2 separate regions of the Homo sapiens genome follow, and region 2 is linked to region 1. A link is a contact called in ENCODE Hi-C or POLR2A ChIA-PET data. All regions are on one chromosome and are shown on one strand. Each heading gives the region's core, a stretch centred on a gene start or an enhancer-like site at or near the end of the contact. The rest is flanking DNA. Distances are from core to core; before and after follow the strand shown. Region 1 overlaps LOC107985278 (a long non-coding RNA gene). Region 2 overlaps GNG7 (G protein subunit gamma 7).

The links. Hi-C counts contacts between places; a loop is a spot of excess contacts on that map. ChIA-PET counts read pairs that join two places held with the same protein, here RNA polymerase II (POLR2A). Pooled maps may share reads with other maps.
Region 2: a pooled map shows a loop between it and region 1 (3-fold over the local background). The contact joins two enhancer-like sites. A Hi-C loop is called at or near these places in 1 of 37 single-sample maps with no recorded cell type and 4 of 50 pooled maps. POLR2A ChIA-PET finds 5 or more read pairs at or near these places in 2 of 52 experiments (B cell and H1).

The regions. Positions count from the first base shown.
Region 1 is chr19:2,029,244-2,033,366 of GRCh38, forward strand. All of the region lies in intron 1 of LOC107985278 (a long non-coding RNA gene), which reads right to left. Among named protein-coding and RNA genes, the nearest start is that of BTBD2, 16 kb to the left of the region's middle. Within about 2 kb of position 1,773, at least 3 of the 41 ENCODE cell types and tissues checked have a DNase peak (open chromatin) inside an H3K27ac peak, as active enhancers do.
Region 2 is chr19:2,625,132-2,629,083 of GRCh38, forward strand. The region is part of intron 2 of GNG7 (G protein subunit gamma 7); the gene reads right to left. Among named protein-coding and RNA genes, the nearest start is that of MIR7850, 3.6 kb to the right of the region's middle. RefSeq lists enhancers at 1-39, 1,850-3,049. Within about 2 kb of position 2,325, at least 31 of the 41 ENCODE cell types and tissues checked have a DNase peak (open chromatin) inside an H3K27ac peak, as active enhancers do.

The DNA.
Region 1 (4,123 bases), core at 523-3,022:
GACCTCGTGATCTGCCAGCCTCGGCCTCCCAAAGTGCTGGGATTACAGGCGTGAGCCACTGCGCCCGGCCCATTATTATTATTTTATTGTTTTTTACAATAGAGACGGGGGTCTCACTGTGTTGCCCAGGCTGGTGTCAAACTCCTGGCCTCAAGCGATCCACTGGTCTCAGCCTCTCAGTGTTGGAATTACAGGCATGAGCCACCGTGCCCGGCCATTATTACTATTATTAATTGAGACAGGGTCTTAGTTTGTTACTAAGTTTGTTACTTAGTTTGTTACTAAGTTTGTTACTTAGTTTGTTACAGGCTGGAGGGCGGTGATATGATCATAGCTCACTGCAGCCTCAAATTCCTGGGCTCAAGGGATCCTCCTGCCTCAGCCTCCCGAGTAGCTGGAACTACAGGTATGTGCCACCACACCTGGCTAATTTTTGTATTTTTTGTAGAGATACGGGTCTCACTATATTGTCCAGTGTGCTCTTGAACTCCTGGGCTCAAGCAATCCTCCCACCTCAGCCTCCCAAAGTGCTGGGATTACAGGCGTGAGCCATTGCATCCAGCCTAAATAAAATTGTTATTATTATTATCCATCCGGGCATGGTGGCTCACACCTGCAATCCCAGAACTTTGGGAGGCTGAGGCGGGTGGATAACCTGAGGTCAGGAGTTTGAGATCAGCCTGGCCACCATGGTGAAATCCTGTCTCTATTAAAAATACAAAAATTAGCCAGGCATGGTGGCGGGCACCTGTAATCCCAGCTACTTGGGAGGCTGAGGCAGGAGAATCGCTTGAACCTGGGAGGCGGAGGTTGCAGTGCGCCAAGATTGCACTACTGAACTCCAGCCTGGTGACAGAGCGAGACTCTGTCACCAAAAAAAAAAAAAAAAAAAAGACCAAGTGCGGTGGCTCACGCCTGTAATCCCAACACTTTGGGAGGCCAAAGTGGGTAGAGCACTTGAGGTCAGGAGTTCAAGACCAGCCTGGGCACCATGGCAAAACCCTGTTTCCACTAAAAATACAAAAATTAGCTGAGTGTGGTGGCGCATGCCTATAATCTCAGCTACCCAGGGGGCTGAGGCATGAGAATCGCTTGAACCCAGGAGGCAGAGGTTGCAGTGAGCCGAGATCTCGCCACTGAACTCCAGCCCGGGCGACAGAGCGAGACTCCGTCTCAAAAAATAAAAAAATAAAAACGATGGCACTGTGAACGGGTCTGTTGACTATTTCTTGGTCTCTTGGTTTATCTCCTCCCAGCTCAGGCTTGCTCCTCGCCACAGTGGGGCTCAAGGCAGTTGCACCTCGGCACAATTTTCTTTTTTTTTTTGGAGACGGAGTCTTGCTGTCTCCCAGGCTGGAGTGCAGTGGTGCGATCTCGGCTCACTGCAAGCTCCTCCTCCCGGGTTTATGCCATTCTCCTGCCTCAGCCTCCCGAGTAGCTGGGACTACAGGTGCCCACCACCATGCCCAGCTAATTTTTTGTATTTTTAGTAGAGACGGGGTTTTACCGTGTTAGCCAGGATGGTCTCGATCTCCTGACCTTGTGATCCACCCGCCTCGGCCTCCCAAAGTGCTGAGATTACAGGCGTGAGCCACCGCGCCCGGCCACCTCAGCACAATTTTCTTCGTGGTTTTAGCTTTTTCTGGAAAATCGACTTAATCCGCCTACCACAGCCACTCTGCTTCCTGTAAGGCCACTTTCCCTGGGTTCAGAGAGAGTCCTCGCTCCTCTAGCGCTGCCTCACTTTGTAGGATTGGCGCTGGCCACACTTCTTACAGAAAGGCTTTTGGGGCCGGGCACGGTGGCTCACGCCTGTAATCCCAGCACTTTGGGAGGCCGGATCACCTGAGGTTGGGAGTTTGAGCCCAGCCTGGCTAACACGGTGAAACCCCATCTCTACTAAAAATACAAACAATTAGCCGGGTGTGGTGGCGGGCACCTGTCGTCCCAGCTACTGGGGAGGCTGAGGCAGGAGAATGGCGTGAACCCGGCAGGCGGAGGTTGCAGTGAGCCAAGATTGCACCACTGCACTCCAGCCTGGGTGACAAAGCGAGACTCCATCTCAAAAAAAAAAAATAAAAAAGGCTCTTGGGGCCGGGCGCAGTGGCTCACGCCTGTAATCTCAGCACTTTGGGAGGCCGAGGCAGGCGGATCACCTGAGGTCGGGAGTTCGAGACCAGCCTGGCCAACATGGAGAAACCCCGTCTCTGCTAAACACACACACGCGCGTGCACACACACACACACACACACACACACAGAAAAAGTTAGCTGGGCGTGATGGCCTGTGCCTGTAATCCCAGTCACTCAGAAAGCTGAGCAGGTGAATCGCTTGAATCCGGGAGGTGGAGGTCGTAGTGAGCTGAGATCGTGCCACTGCACTCCAGCCTGGGCAACAGAGGGAGACGTCGTCTCAAAAAGCACCTGTGTTTTCGGAACATTCACCATGTTTGCAGGAGCACTATTGGCACGGAAAAAAAAATGTTTTGTTTTGTTTTGTTTTTTCTTTTTGTTTTTGCCAGAGTCTTGCTCTTGTTGTCTAGGCTGGAGTGCAGTGGTACAATCTCAGCTCACTGCAACCTCCGCCTCCCAGGTTCAAGCGATTCTCCTGCCTCAGCCTCCTGAGTAACTGGGATTATAGGCGCCCGACACCACGCCCGGCTAATTTTTTGACTCTTAGTAGAGACAGGGTTTCACCATGTTAGCCAAGCTGGTCTCGAACTCCTGACCTCAGATATCTCCCCGCCTCGGCCTCCCAAAGTGCTGGGATTACAGGCATGAGCCACCACGCACAGCCAAAAATGTATGTTTCTAAAGAACAGCTTTGGGGTTTCAAAGAAATTGTGAAGGTCACAGGGTTTCCGCACAGTCCACACCCCACACCTGGTTTCTCTGACAATCTGTGTGGTGCAGTAGCATGTGCTGCTGTCTTTTTAAAGGATCCCCGAATCACTGCTGCAATGTAGAGGTGATTTTGCCATGAAGGATTCAGTTTGCTCCCACCCCTGACCCGGTGGGACACGTGGGCAGACCCCGGCCCGGGCACCTGTGCGCCAGAGCTGGTGGTTCCCTTCACAGAGGGGCAGACTGGGCTCTGGAGGCTGGGGGTGGCCTCGGTCACCGCCTGTGAAAGGCTCCCAGTTCCTCCAGCTCCAGAATTTTCCTGCCACTCTACAAGAAGAGACTGGAAGAGGGCGGGACTGGCAGAGAGGAAACCACAAAAACAGGATTGAGAGCAGCAGCTCAGAAGACAAGCTGTTCCTGGCAGGCGGCCGGGGGCAGGCAGCGGTCAGCGGGGGGGCCTGGCAGGGCTGGGCGGGGCTCGGTGCCACCCGGGAGGGAAGTGACTTGGCCTATGGCACCTCCCACACTTCCTACACACAAGCCAGGCTGGGCAAGGGACAAGGGCAACAGGCCAGGGAGCCCTGAGGATGGCCGGGTGGGGGCCGTCTGTGTGCCTTCATTCATTCATTCATTCAATCTGTTATGTGCGAGTTCACAAACTAGGACAAAGGAGGAGACAGCTGAGCTCAGCCCACCTTCAAGGGTGGCAGATGAGTAACCCAGGGCGAGGAACATTCACGGATGGTCATGCGGCTGCAACACGGCCCGAGCTCCTAGGGAGCACCTCCAGAAGTGATCCCAGATCCGGGGGCTGAAGGGTGCAGAGGAGAAACCAGGTGCAGAGGATGTTGGGGAGGCCCCGCTGGAAGGGGGAGCAGGTGCATAGGCCCGGCATCCAGAAGGAGCTGGGGCTGGAGAAACTGAGAGGAGGGCAGAGTTTGAGGGGGAGGCTTGCAGGCTGGGTACTCTGAGCCTTGAACTCCTGGGCTCATGCAATCCTCCCACCTCAGCCTTCCAAAGTATTGAGATTACAGGTGTGGGCCACTGTACCCAGACTAAATAAAATAATAATAATTATTATTATTATCATTATTATTATTATTATTATTATTAGAACCTAAACTAGGTGCCAGGGCAGCCAAGAGCACTTTGTTTTTGTGCTGTGGGCAATGGGGAGCCATGGGAGGTGTTAGAGTAGGGGTGGGCTGTGATTGGTTTTAAGTCACTAGGAGAAAAGAGGCAGAGGCAGGAATGGGGGCTAGAAGGTCAGCAAGGAGTCT
Region 2 (3,952 bases), core at 1,075-3,574, 600 kb after region 1:
GATCTCAGCTCACTGCAACCTCCGCCTCCCGGGTTCAAGCAATCCTCCTGCCTCAGCCTCCCGAATAGCTGGGAATACAGGTGCACACCACTGCACCCGGCTAATTTTTAAAAATTTTTTTGTAGACAAGGGGGTCTCACTCTTTTACTGAGCCTGGTCCTGAATCCTGGCCTCAAGCAATTCTCTCACTTCAGCACCCCAAAGCACTGGGATTATAGGTGTGAGCCACTGTGCCCAGCCAGGGTTTTTATTTTTATTTTTTGCAGAAATAGAGGGGGGTCTCTGTTGCCCAGGCTGGTCTCAAACTCCCGGCCTCAAGCGATCTTCCCATGTCGGCCTCTGAAAGTGCTGGGATTACAGGCGTGAGCCACTGCTCCCAGATTAGCCAGACTTCTCTCTTCTCCTCGGTCACGGGGATCAGGAAGCAGAGAACCAAGGTTCTGCCACCAACTTGTAGAAGGGCCATGGGTCACCCATGCCCCTCCCAGTGTTTCCATGGTTGCCAGGGAAGCCAGTGAAGGGCAGAGTCTTTGGGGAGGAGGAAGCTGGGTCAGAGAGGAGATGAGGGTGTGAGAGGGTGAGCAGGTAGCGCCCTCACCGTGCTGGGCACAAGACAAGGACTTCAGAGCTGATTATTTTGGTTTTGGGGTTTTTTGTTTGTTTTTGTTTTTGTTTTGTTTTTGAGGCGGAGTCTCACTCTGTCGCCCAGGCTGGACTGCTCACTGATGCTCACCGCAACTCCGCCTCCCGGGTTCAAGCGATTCTCCTGCCTCAGCCTCCCAAGTAGCTAGGATTACAGGCGCCCACCACCACGCCTGGCTAATTTTTGTATTTTTAGTAGAGATGGGGTTTCACTATGTTGGCCAGGCTGGTCTCGAACTCCTGACCTCAGGTGATCCACCCGCCTCGGCCTCCCAAAGTGCTGGGATGACAGGCGTGAGCCATGGCGCCCGGCCTGATTATTTCATTTACTCCCTGCAGCAACCCTGGACTGCAGGGGTGGTGATCACCCCCCATTTTACCAAACAGAAGCAGAGAGTGACCGCGGGTGCCCACCTGACCCCGTGTCTCCAGCGGGAACGTGAAGCTGATGCTGCTCCCGCCCCAGGCCTGAAGCCGGCCCCCTGCCCCAAACCAGCCTGACCAGCGGCACCGTGGAAACCCACCGGGATCTCTGCCACCCACAGGAGGCTGGGGCATCTCTCACCCCCTCTGTGCCTCAGTTTCCTAATCTGTCACACAGGGAGGCTGGACCCAAACCAATTGATTGTTGTCATGGGTGGAGCCGGAACCCGCTATGGCTCCCTCCTGCCCTCGGGATAAAATGCAGCCTCTGCCGTGCGGCCTCCTCACTCCCTCCCTCTCACCTTTTCAAGGTCCTGGAACCATCTCTGCACCTGTATCCCCCACCCCACCTGTCACCTTCAGGGCACTAGCAACACTCAACTCATGTCACTTCCTCCAGGAAGCCCTCCCTGAATTCCCGAACAAAGCTCCTGGTGTGGGCACCTGCTTTCACTCTTGGGCGGTGTTGTCTTCATCGGTTCACTCAATCAGGGTCTCAACTGGGGTAATTCTGTCCCCTCAGGGGACACTGGGCGGTGTCGGGGGACATCTGTAATTGTCATGACGGAGGGAAGTGGGACCTTCCCTGACTAATATTCCCTCACATCGGTCCATGCTCCTGGCATGGAGTGGGTGGAGGCCAGGGATGCTGCTCAGCACCCTGCAGTGCCCAGGACGGCCTCACCCCAGAGAACAGTCCAGTGTCAGTGTCCACAGTGCCCAGGGGGAGAGACCTGCTTTAATTATTTGGGAATAAACTGAGTGTCCTCCCTACTCACACCAGACACTGGAATAAACTCCAGATGGAGCAGACGGCATAAACCCGGGAGCCCCAGCTCCTGGGACTCATCTCCTCTCTCTCTTCCCACTCAGGTGTGGATTTCAATGTGTGCAGCCTCCTGGGACCTCCGCAGGGCAGAGGATCATGGGATGCAGAATCTCTTGGGGTCTGTGGAATCTTCTATCCCAGAGGGTCTCAACCAAGGTGTTTCTGTCCCAGGGGACGCTGGGTGATGTCTGGGGATATTTGTGGTTGTCATGACTGGGGGTGCTCCTGGCATGGAGTTGGTGGAGGCCAGGGACACTGTCAGCACCCTGCAGTGCCCAGGATGACCCACCCCAGAGAACGATCCACCTCACATGTTAAATGGCGGTAAGGGGGTGAACCCACCCCCTGCATGGCTCCAGGGGCACCCAGAGTGGGGCCCCAGCCCTGTGGCCGCCTCTCCTCCCACTTCCTCCGGGCGCCTGTCCTCTGCACCTGCATCCTCTGGCCCTGGCTCCCTTCAGAGCTGGTCACAGCTGGCAGCCCGCGTGCTGTAAACACCCACCCAGGCGTGCCAGCCAGACCTGGCTTTCTGTCACTCCCGGCTGATTCTGAATTCCCAGTCTCACATGGGCCAGAGGGTGACTGGCTCGAGACTTGCCTCTCATTACGAGCAAAGCTCTGATTCAGCCGGAATATTAGTCAGGGTACAGCATGTCACATTCCAGGAGGCTGATCAGCTCCGACCTCAACACCGGCAGCTGACTCAGCCCGGGGAGTTGCATGTGCTGACTACTCCTTCTGAGCCTCACAGTTATGTTCTCGAGATTTCACTCAGTGTCCTATGGTGTCACTGGTCCTGGTCGCAGACACAGACTCACCTGTGTGCAGGAGGTCAGGTGAGGATCGGTCCCAGCACCTTCATTCTTTGTTTCTTTCACTCACTCAGTAAACATCTGGTGAAGACTTGGACCAGATCCCTGATCTTAATGAAGGAGGTGACGGTCCGGCCCAGGTGACAGGCACAGTTAATGTGATGATCACAACACAGTTGCCATGTGACCCTGGGCACGTCAGCCCCTCTCAGCTACTGTTTTCTCCTATGTGAAGTGGAGATCATTATCTCAATCTCAACATGGCAAACAACACGGCAAGTGTATGAGTCAGCTACTGCTGAGTAACAACAGCGGCAACAAAGACACCATTTGCCATCTCACAACTTCTGTGTGTCAAGAGTCTGGCTTAACTGGGTCCCCCGCTCAGAGTCTTATAAGCCTAAAATCAAGGTATGGGCTGGGCCGAGTTGTCATCTGGAATTTGGGGTCCTCTTCTGAGCTAGTTTGGTTATCGGCAGAATTCATTTCCTTGCAGCTCTAGGAATGAGGTCCCTGTTTACCTACTGGCTGTTGGATGTGAGTGCTCTGAGCCCCTAGAGGCTACTCTCAGGTGTCTGCCACATGGACCCTCCACAGGCAGCTCACGACATAGCTGTTTGCTTTCTTTAAGGCAAGAAACCCCTTCCCTTTCTCTCTTTCTTTCAACTGTGGTGTGTGTGTGTGTGTGTATATATATATATAACATAAGACGGATCATCTTAACCACGTTTATGTGTACGGTTCAGTGATGTTAAGTATACTCACACTGCTGTGCAATGGCTCTCCAGAACCTTCCATCTTGTAAAACTGAGACACTGTATCCACTGAACAACAGCTCCCCTCTTCCCTCCCCCAGCCCCTAGCACCCACCATTCTCCCTTCTGTCTCTCTGAATTTGACACCTCGGGATGTGCTTCTGGTCTCTTTTATGGGCTCACCTGATGAGGTCAGGCCCACCCAGGATGTCTCCTTTTTGATGAGCTCAGGTCAACTGACTAGGAATCTTCGTCGCATCTGCAAAATCCCTTTACCGAACACACGACCTAACTGCATTAACCTAACCACTGGAGTGACACCCCATCGTATTCGCAGGTCCAGCCCATCCTCAAGTGCAGGGGATTAGATAAGATGTGGGCACCAGGCGGTGGGGGTCTTGGGCGCCATCTTGGAATTCTGCCTAGGACTGTAGCTGTAAAAGACATGGTGGCCATTGCTGCTGTAGGTGCCATTAGTAGGAAACACACAC